Linked DNA regions of Homo sapiens: region 1 is linked to region 2. A link is an interaction called in ENCODE POLR2A ChIA-PET data of the cell type or tissue named here. Cell type or tissue: OCI-LY7. All regions are shown on one strand. Each heading gives the region's core, and the rest is flanking DNA. Links, peaks and the distances in the headings are about the cores only.

Region 1 (5,375 bases), core at 170-5,169, 390 kb before region 2:
TTATCCCCTCATTCTCTGTCTATACAGCAAGCCAGATTTGGGAGGGTGTGTGCCTGGTAGTATTGGAGGTGACTGGTGGCTTGCAGAAGGCTCGGAGCCTCGAGCTTACCAGTGTGGCCATCAGATACTCCTGCACAAGGGGATTCTGCACCTTCCAATTTTAGAACCAGGGGCTCGAGAGCATCTAAGATGAAAATCAACACTCATCTTCCTCTGAGCTGGCTTCCTCCAACCCCGCTCTCTGACTGGATCCTTGTAGCTGAGTTGTTTCCCTGGCCTCTTTTATTTTAGGCCGAATTCTTGACTGCTGCCAGTGTGGGGCTAAGGTAGGATGAAAAGTATGTGAGGAAGCAGACCGTTTCCTGGCCAGAAGAAAGGCCCCACCATGCCTCCCTGCCAGCTTAAGAGATCATTCGCCCAGGAATATGAGTGAATTCATACCCCATTCCATGTAGCCGAGGCCACTTCTCTGGGCTGGGGCTGAGGCCGAGTCTCCTCTACAAAAGCAGAGTAGGGAACTAAGGGTGTATTTTATATCATTCAGGCCCCAGACTCCAGATAATTTCAGTGAAGGTAGGATTTTTCTCACTGGAATTGCTTTAGTTTGAGTGTGCCTTCCTGAAGTGAGTTGAGGCGAGTTGGCGCAGCCCGGGCCACCAGTGGGCTGCATCACTTGTTCCTCTTTGGAGTTGGGTTGGGTGGTCTTGAGATGGCACAGACCAGGCATGGCTTGCTTCCTCCTTGAGCTGGCAAGAAATAAAAACATTTCTTGCTTTGCTAGAAAATGTCTTCTGTGGCTGAGCCACCAAAGAGCATCGATCTGTGGGCACCACTTTCTCCATGCCCATGCCTGCCAGGCACACTCAGCAGAGCTGCCACTTGCTCCTTCCTTCCAGGATGATAAACTGGGGACAGGGGCCGGGATGGCACAGGCTCAGACAAGAGCTGCTTTGGACTCTGAAATAAGTGTTTTTCCTTTTCTTAAGACAGGGCTGAAGAGCCAGATCTGGGCTGAGCTGGGGGTCCTGGGTTTCATGACAGTAACGGTGATGTGGTGGTAAATGTGGGGGTGTGGCTTTGCTCCCAGGTGCCATTGTCACCCATGGCCTTCCTGAGCCCTTGTTATGTCCCAGATGAAGCTTCAAGAGATGACATGTTCGAGAGGGAATAAAGGACGTGTGTTTGGCGTTGAAACTCCACTCCCAGAATACTGGGTCCAAATACAGAATACTAGGTCCAAAAGGCTGCCATGCGGCTGGCCTTCCTGCTGGGAAGGAGTCTGTCTGTGTGTCTGTCTGTGTTTAGGAAGGGAGGTTGAGGCAGGGCAGGGTCAGAGAGCACTGCCGTGGGGAGGAGGGTATCCATTTCCTGGTGATATCCTTCCATTCAAAGCGGGTATCCCAGAACAGGTGGCCAGGGACGGGTGAGCTGGGGAGGGCCAGGAGAGAGATCTCTGCTTGTGTGAGAAAGGATGGCCGAGCTGGCCTAGAACCGCTGCTAGACTATCTCCAAAGTTTCTGCAGCACCCTGAAGGTGAACCAGTGCCTTCAGACCTTCCCTGACACCTAAGCCTTGGTCCTAGGAAAGAAAAAAAAAAATCCAAAGCTAACAAAATACTTGAGCGAATGGAACTGTCAGCGTCACCCTGTCAGATCCCTCCTGTGCGCCTGCAGCGGAATCCCCACGAAGTCCAGGTATTTGAGTGGTGGCTCTTTTCTTTATCTAAACTCTTTAATGATGGAGAGCTTCCCACATAGAAAGAACTCCTGTGTACCCACCACTAGTGCCAGCAATCGCCAGATCACGGCCAATCTCAATTCAACCATCCTCCCAACTGCCCACCCATGCTGAGTTATTTAGAAGATCCAGGCATTATAGCTTTTCATCTGTAAATGTTTTTGTGCACATCTCTAAAGATACGGACTCTTGAAAAACCAAACCACAATACCACTATTATACCCATTAAAAATTCAGCATTTTTTTTTAGTATCATCAGATACTGGTTAATGTTCACATTTCCCTAATTATCACTTAATTTTTTGTTTATAGTTTGTTTGAATCAGGATCCAGATGGGGTCAGTCCTGCATTGCGATGGGTTGATCAGTCTCAAAAGACTCATCATAATCTCTAGGTAGTCCTTCTCCTCTTCCTCTTCCTTAGTCTTGGTTTCTTTTCTGGCAGTTGTCATTGTTGTTGTCGTTGAAGGAAACAGGTTGTTTGTCCTGTGGGGTTTCCTCAGCTGGACTCTGCAGGCTGCGCTGCCCCGAGTGATTCAGTGAGTGTGGTGCTCTGAGAGCAGATTCGGCCTCCCCTCCCTCCCTACCTTCAGGTCCCGGGACAGCTGAGCTTAGCCTTACCTGTCGCAGGAAATGGGTTAGCACCTGAAGATTTGTCTAAGTGAACTTTTTCACCTGTGGGGTTGCCTTCTCAGGTATGAGAGCTTCTTGGTTTCGGCACTCTAGTTTAGGGTTTGGGGCTTTGTAGCAGGCACTAGTTTTCAGGTCTGAGGGAGGGCTGCCCATCCACGTCCTTCCTTGGCGGTGGAGGGCATTGTTCAGCTGTGTCCATACTGCCAAGACGGGGCTGGTGCCAGCGAGGTTCCCCAAGCCTTTGCTGGATGCCCAACCCGACTGTTGGCTCTGGGGTGAGTATGTGGGAGGGTCCACAGGAGCACCCGCCGCTTTCTCCAGGTCCACCCCCACCATGGACCCTGTGCCGCCTCATCCATTGCCTCCTTTTTCAAGGCCCAGAAATGCCACTGGTCTGCGTCTTTGAGGCAGCGCCATCTGGTGCCAGGGCTGACAAAGATCGCAGGGCCCTGGAACTGACGCCTAAAATTAGCAGGATCTACAGATTATCTTTTAACCCAATGTAGGGTCCCCTTTAGAACATCCCAGAAGAGGTGTCACTGTCATTCAAAGGTCAGCTTTGGTTGTAAAATTCTTCCATTCTTCCATGTCTAGCTTGTAGGATGGTTCCAGGGATTAAACCAGCTAATATGTAAAGATACCGGCACATAGCAGGACGGCAGCTGCTGTGATTGAGGACAATTGTTATGATTTAGGGAGCCCAAGGCTGACTCTCTGTCACCTTTACTTGTTGGTCTTTTTTTTCTCTTAAGGGATGACCCAGGTGAAAGCTGATTTTCCTGTAACAGGACAGCATTTGAAATACCAAAGGCAGCTCTTATGTCTCCCTTCCACCCTTCTCCCCAGGAAGCTGTCTCCTCTCCAGCCTGAATATCACCAGTCCCTAATGCCTCCCACATTTCACATGGCTCCTAGTGCCCTTGCCATTTTGGTAACCACCTCCTGGAAGCCCTCTGGTTTGTTTTGGTCCCTCTGATTCATAAAATTTCTGAAACTGGAGTGTTCAGAATTGAACACAGAAACTCCAAGCATGATCAGATCCTAGCCAGCCATGGTGGCTACATAATTTTCAGGGCCTTCCAGCTACATACTGTGCAGGGCTCAGTGCAAAATGAAAATGTGGGGCTCCTTGTTCAAAATTTTTAGGAATTACAGCACGACATCAGTTAGAGCATTTAACCAAGCGTGGGGGGCACGCAAGTTGCACACCCGTGAAGCTGGCCCTGGCCACCTTTGTTTTGGACATTCGTGTCTGTTAATACAACTTGGGGTGCTGGGTCTGGGTGATGTGGAATAATGATGGGGCTCAGGCTGGCCTCAGAGCGGGGCATGACCCCAAAGAGGAGAACAGAAATGCCCAGACCCAATCCTTATGCTTGGGCTTGGTCTTATTCTCAGACTCCTTTGACCACCTGCTCTTGTCCCTTTTGTTCATAGTGCTGTCCACCCAACCAGTCAAGAGCTCCCATTGCCTACAACATGCAGGGGGTTTCTCAGTAGAGTGCTTGCTCTGCTGGCTGAATTGGAGGCTATGACATGGGGGAAAAAAGAGTCACCTTTGTCGGAGCTTGAGCCAGCAAAGCGCCGACCGTGAACAAGCCAGAGGGGACCTAGAGGCCTGATCCCATAATTATGGGCATGGTGACCAGCCGTGCTCTATTGCTGACCCAGAGGAAACAGGGCTACTCTGCAGCAGAAGGGCTGGGGTCCAGACGTGCAGAAGGACTTCCTGAGAACTTGGTTTACTTTTTGGCGCTTCCAAAGCATGGTAGAATTCCCTTTATCCATGAAATGCACACTTAGTCAACTTACTGTGAGCAAGGTCCTGGCCTAGGGGTTCCTAGATCTCTAAGAATAAGAGAATCTTGCGTGTACCTGGCAGGCTTTGGGTAAAGGCCCGATGATATCTTCTAGAAGGCTTCCTCCCGTAGGCGTAGGCGTGAACCTGCAGTGACCCATGCTGGAGGGGAGGGAAAGCCCAAAGGGCCTTATTTGGGGGATAGCTCACAGTGGGCTGTGAATTGGGAGGCAAGGTCCTTCTTGGCCACCCTCTAGTGTTACAGAGACCTGGGATGCCAGAGGAAGAGTGGGTTAGAAGGGGTAATGAGGCCAGTGCTACGTTCTCCCTCTGTCCTGGCTTCCTGTAGCAGCTGGGCAGAGAGGGGACAGCTGAGTGTCCCCTTTTCTGCCTAGGGAAGAAGGTGACTCCCTCCCCACCCCTTTTTCTCTTTGCCCTGTCCGTCCCATCCCTCCACCCCCGCCCTTCTGTCTCAGGAGCTGCCACGCTTCAGTTATTTTATCCTTCAGTGTCCGATTCAGAAGTCTTTTCAAAGGCCCCAGCCGTGTCAGCGCGGTGCTCGCACAAAAGGCCTCTTTGATTTCTTGTTTGTTTTCATTTGCCAGTGGAGGGGGAGGGGGGCAGGAGAGAAAGAGCTTCTGGGTTTTAAAATTTTTATTTGGGTTGCTTCATTCTCAGAGGAGTTGGCTCCCTGGAACTCCTTTCTGAGTTGGGGGCTCAGAGTTGAACGGCAGCCTTCTGAAGAGAGGGCTAGTGTAGGAGTGGAGGGTTGGGTGGAGCTCCCAGGGTGACAGGAGGAGGTGTAGGGGTTTAAATATAGTTATTGATTCATCCTACAAACACTTTGGGCAGATCTTATGTGCTAGGCCTAAGGGCAGCCCTGCCTGTTGGGTAGAGGAAAGGTCTGAGGTGTCTGGCACATGACATTCCCCTGTGTGTTGCATCGTTCGAGGACTCCTCACAGCTGTGGATTTGCACAGTTGTGAACTTTGACTTTGTTATTTTTCCTTTTTTGTCCCAGATTCCGCCTTTGAAGGGATTCTACTAGCATACACACTTCTTGGAGACTCAGTACTTCAGAATACAGGTTGGGGCTTCCCACCCTAAATCAGAGAATGAGGGAGAGGGAGTGAGAGGTTTATAGAGCAGCTAGGTGTCTTCCTGGGAATGGTGTGCAGAGGACCTGGGCCCACAGCTTGTTTTGGAC
Region 2 (5,375 bases), core at 233-5,232:
AAGCATCATCAGGCTGAGAAGAGAAAATGTCTTAGCATGGCTGAGAACACACTCAAGAAATAGAAGCTCTGCCGGGTGTGGTGGCTCATGTCTGTAGTCCCAGCACTTTGAGAGACCAAAGTGGGCGGATCGCTTGAGCCCAGGAGTTAGAGACCAGCCTGGGCAACACGGCGAAACTCCATTTCTACCAAAAGTCCTAAAAAAAATTTGCCCGGGTGTGGTGGCGTGTGCCTGTAGTCCCAGCTATTCCAGAGGCTGAGGGGGGAGGATCGCCTGAGCCTGGGAGGTCAAGGCTACAGTGAGCTGAGATCACACCTCTGCACTCGAGCCTGGGTGAAAAAGAGAGATCCTGTCTCAAAACAAAAGCAAAACAAACAACAACAACAACAGAAGAGAAGTTCTGAGATGCCCATGTAGGACAGCTGGTTACTCATTGGGGGACTTTCCCAAAGCGATTTTGGGGAAGGTAGGAACTACTGGGATGAGGAGGGCATAGGAGATGGGCTGTATTCCCAGGGAGCTTAAAGGAGTCAGGGCAGAGGCTTCAGAGTAGGAATCAGGGCAGGATTTGGGGGATGGAAGATCCTGTCTTCCTCCGAGACAGAGAGAAGGCGGGTGTGTGTGCGGCGCGGAATAGAGGCAGGTGGTGCCGACAAGGAAACGTGCGGAAGGAAGGGAGATAGACGCAATCCCTGCATATTTTTCTCAGCCCATTCTGTGCTCTTCACAACACGCCTGCCTTTATGACCTGGGGGACAGGGTGAGAGGCTTCTGCATGTCAGAGCTAGACTGAGAGGATGTTCCTCCCTTGTCTTCAGAGCTGAGTGGGTCATAACATTTAGAACTAGATGAGGCCAGGCGTGGTGGCTCACACCTGTAATCCCAGCACTTTGGGAGGCCGAGGCGGGAGGATCACTCAAGGTTGGGAGTTTGAGACCAGCCTGGCCAACATGGCAAAACCCGGTCTCTACTGAAAACACAAAAATTACCCAGGCATGGTGGTGCACGCCTGTAGTCCCAGCTACTGGGGAGGATGAGGCAGAGAATTGCTTGAACCTGGGAGGCGGAGGTTACAGTGAGCCAAGATCATGCCACTGCACTCCAGCCTGGTCAACAGAGCGAGACTCTGTCTCAATTAAAAAAAAAAAAAAAAAAAAAAAAAAAAAAGTAGATGGGGCCTCAGAATTCACTGAGGCCAATTTCCTGATTTAACAATGAAGAGAAAACTCCAGAGGGACTGAGGGAGCTGTCCAAGGTCACCTAGCAAGTGAGGGACAGATCTGGGATCAGAAGACCAGTCTCTCACCAGCTGGCCTGTGTCTTCTACTGCACTGTGCTGGTCCCCACAGGCCTCTGAGCGGTCCTCTCTGATGAAGCTTCCTACGCTGATAAAAATATTCTCTATCCATGCTGTCCAATATGATAGCCACCACCCACAAGGGATGATTAAGCACTTGAAGTGCAGCCTGTGTGAGTGAGAAACAGAATTTTAAATTTCGCTTAATTTTTTTTGAGACAAGGTCTTGCTCTTTCACCCATGCTGGAGTGCAGTGGCACAATCACAGCTCACTGCAGCCTTGACCTCTTGGGCTCAAGCGATCCTCCTGCCTCATCCTCCCGAGTAGCTGGGACCACAGGCCTGCACCACCACGCCTGGCTAATTTATTTTTATTTTTTATAGAGATGGGGTCTTCCTATGTTGCCCAGGCTGGTCTCAAACTCCTGGGCTCAAGCAATCCTCTGGCCTCAGCTTACCAAAGTGTTGGGATTACAGGCGTGAGGCACAGCATTTAGGCTGTGTGCGGTGGCTCATGCCTGTAATCCTAGCACTTCGGGAGGCCGAGGCGGTGGATCACCTGAGATCAGGAATTCGGGACCAGCCTAGCCAACATGGTGAAACCCTGTCTCTACTAAAACTACAAAAATCGGCCGGGCGCGGTGGCTCACACCTGTAATCCCAGCACTTTGGGAGGCTGAGGCGGGTGGATCACAAGGTCAGGAGTTCGAGACAAGCCTGGCCGACATGGTAAAACCTCATCTCTACTAAAAATACAAAAAATTAGCTGGGCGTGTTGGCGGGCGCCTGTAATCCCAGCTACTCAGGAGGCTGAGGCAAGAGAATCACTTGAATCCAGGAGGCGGAGGTGGCAGTGAGCTGAGATCGCGCCACTGCACTCCAGCCCAGGCAACAGTGCTACACTCCATCTCAAAAAACAAAAACAAACAAACAAATTTAAAAAATCCAAAAATTAGCTGGGTATGGTGGTGCATGCCTGTAGCTACTTGGGAGGCTGAGGCAGGAGGATTGTTGTGTATATTTTGCCACAATCAAAACAAAACAAAACCCAAAACCAATTTAATATCCACATACGGATATTAATATCCAAATACGTGCAATTGGTGACCGAATTGCACGGTACAGCTCAAAGAATGTTTCCAAGAATGGCTTTTGATGACCACCTCAAAGCTCACAGTCTTTCCAGAGAGACCGTCACCCTCTCCCCAAGGGGGCAGCCTGATGTTCCAGGAGGTGGCAGCCACTCGTCCAGGTCAGAAAGCGACTGCCAAGAACTCACTGGACCTTGGAAGTCAGCCAGCTGCCAATCTGTCAGCTTGCATCCGGAGGGCTGGAGAAGAAGCGCTGTGTTAACTGTGCAACTCTGTGCTGCTGTGCACGCTCGGTATGTGGGTCCCGAGGGGTTTCCACTCCACTGGGCAGGAACAGGGAGGGAAGGCTGTCATGTTTCGGTTTCTGAATGTCCAGCTGCTGTGACAGCAGGAAAGAGTCGCCAAGGGCTGAGACTGGTGGGTGGGCTGGCTCCCCAGATAGAACAATCCACCCAGAGCCCATTCTGTAGGTAGTGAGGCAGCCTCCATCAAACCAGTCGTGGATTCTCTGTTTCTGTAGAGCTCTGCCTGTTTATGCCTCACTTTCTGGGGATGAACTGGCCTGGGCTTCTGCAATAATTTCAGCACAAGGAGTTAAAAGAGAACCATAGTTGCCCAGTGTGGTGGCTCATGCCTGTAATCCCAGCACTTTGGGAGACCGAGGCGGGTGGATCACAACAAGGTCAGGAGATCGAGACCAGCCTGGCCCACATGGTGAAACCCCATCTCTACTAAAAATACAAAAATTAGCTGGGCGTGGTGGTGTGTGCCTATAATCCCAGATATTTGGGAGGCTGAGGCAGGAGAATCGCTTGAACCCGGGAGGTGGAGGTTGCTGTGAGCTAAGATTGCACTACTGCACTCCAGCCTGGGTGACAGAGCAAGACTCCATCTCAAAAAAAAAAAAAAAAAAAGAGAACCATAGCATCTTCCACCAAGACACAGACCTCCATGGCCAGCCCTGTCCCCTGTCAAGAGCTCTCCCGGCCCCATGTTCTTTTCCTTCCTGGCGGTTAGCACAGTAGATGCTCAAAAAGGTATCTGTGACAATATTTGTGTTGCAAATGATGTCAAAACTGTGCAAAACCATGTTGGTTTGAATCCTGGCTCTGCCACTTACTGTTCCTCCTCAGGTGAGTTACTTAACCCCACTCTGTCTTGATTTCTCTGTGGTTTTCCCCATAGAGAGAAGACATTTGTTAATGTATGAAAAGTCCTTAGAACAATGGAATGAAGCTTCCATGAAGTCAGCTTTCTCAGGTCCACAGCAAATATTTGGGGGAGTGGAGGTGGGGGCAGAACCCTTCAGGCATTCAGTACAAGGTAGTGGTGTGTGTACGTGGGAGGCAGTCCCAGATGTCAGAACCTGAATTCAAAGCGCATTCTGGCTGTAGTGGGTTGAACAGTGAACCCTCCAGAAGTTATGTTGATGTCCTAATCCCTGGAATGCTACCTTATTTAGAAAAAATAAGGTATGCAGGTACGATTTAGTTAAGAATATGAGGGCAAGAGTTTATTCCTGGATTTTCTGAGTGGGGCCTAAATGCAGTCATATGTATCCTTATGACACAGCAGAAGAGGGAACTTTGAGAGGGAAGAGGAGAACGCCCTGTCACCACTGAGGCAGAGACTGGAGTGAAGCAACTCCAAATCCAATGGAAGGATCCTCCCCCGGATCCTTTGGAGGGACCCTGGTGACACCTCGATTTCAGACCTATGGCCTCCAAAACAGTGAGAGAATACATTTCCCTTGTTTGAAGCCGTGTGGTTTATGGTACAGTCATGTGCTACATAACGATGTTTTGATATGTTTTGATCAACAGCGGACTGCCTATACAATGGTGGTCCCATATGGTTATAACTGTATTTTTACTGTACCTTTTCTGTTTAGATATGTTTTTTATTTTTTATTTTTTTGAGATGGAGTTTTGCTCTGTCACCCAGGCTGGAGTGCAGTGGCATGATCTCAGCTCACTGCAACCTCCACCTCCCAGGTTCAAGCGATTCTCCTGCCTCAGCCTCCCGAATAGCTGGGATTACAGGTGCCTGCCACCACACCTGGCTAATTTTTGCATTTTTCAGTAAAGAAGGAGTTTCGCCATGTTGGCCAGGCTGGGCTCGAACTCCTGACCTCAGGTGATCTGGAATTACAGGCGTGAGCCACCGTGCCCGGCCTAGATATGTTTAGATACACAAATACTTACCATTGTGTTACAACTGCCTACAGTATTCAAGACAGTAACCTGCTGTGCAGGTTTGCAGCCTAGGTGCAATAGGGTATGCCCCATAACTGAGGTGTGCAGTAGTTTATACCATCTAGGTTTGTGTTAAGTTCTCTACATGATGTCCACACAATGACAAAATCGCCTATTGACTCAGTTCTTAGACTATATTTCCAAGGCTGGAAACAGTGGCTCATATCTGTAATCCCAGCACTTTGGGAGGTTAAGGTGGGAGGCTCTTTTGAGCCCAGGAGTTTGAGACCAGCCTTTGGTAACATAGGGAGACCCCACCTCTACAAGAAATTTAAAAATTAGCCAGGTGTGGTGGCATGCATCTGTGGTTCCAGCTACTCTGGAGGCTGAGGTGGGAGGATCGCTTGAACCCAGGTGGTCGAGGCTGCAGTGAGCTGTTATCAGGCCACTGCACTCCAGCCTGGGTAACAGAGTGAGACCTTGTCTCAAAAGATAAAAAGTATCCCCCAGGACAATGTCAGTTAAACAAGATCTGTAGATTTTGTTATCTAATTAGACCCAGGATAGAATGGATGTGGGACAAGTAAGAATGCTGTTAAAATGAAGAAAATCCTGGCCGGGCATGGTGGCTCATGCCTGTAATCCCAGCACTTTGGGAGGCCGAGGTGGGTGGACCACTTGAGGTCAGGAGTTCGAGACCAGCCTGGCCAACATGGTGAAACCCTGTTTCTATTAAAAATACAAAAATTAGCTGGGTATGGTGGCGGACACCTGTACTCCTAGCCACTCAGG

The links. Peaks named below come from ENCODE experiments on the same cell type or tissue, not always from the same donor. Only the 100,000 strongest peaks of a DNase experiment are listed, where the experiment ranks them.
Region 1: POLR2A ChIA-PET joins it to region 2 with 5 read pairs; 1 of 35 experiments calls an interaction of 5 or more read pairs at or near these places.

The regions. Positions count from the first base shown.
Region 1 is chr19:13,027,353-13,032,727 of GRCh38, forward strand. All of the region lies in intron 2 of NFIX (nuclear factor I X), which reads left to right. Among named protein-coding and RNA genes, the nearest start is that of NFIX-AS1, 15 kb to the left of the region's middle. In OCI-LY7, for the core only: CTCF peaks have their summits at 2,780 (motif pointing left) and 2,985; a DNase peak (open chromatin) is centred at 2,809.
Region 2 is chr19:13,414,607-13,419,981 of GRCh38, forward strand. The region is part of intron 3 of CACNA1A (calcium voltage-gated channel subunit alpha1 A); the gene reads right to left. Among named protein-coding and RNA genes, the nearest start is that of CACNA1A, 89 kb to the right of the region's middle. In OCI-LY7, for the core only: no CTCF peak of the experiment used is centred there; a DNase peak (open chromatin) is centred at 2,685.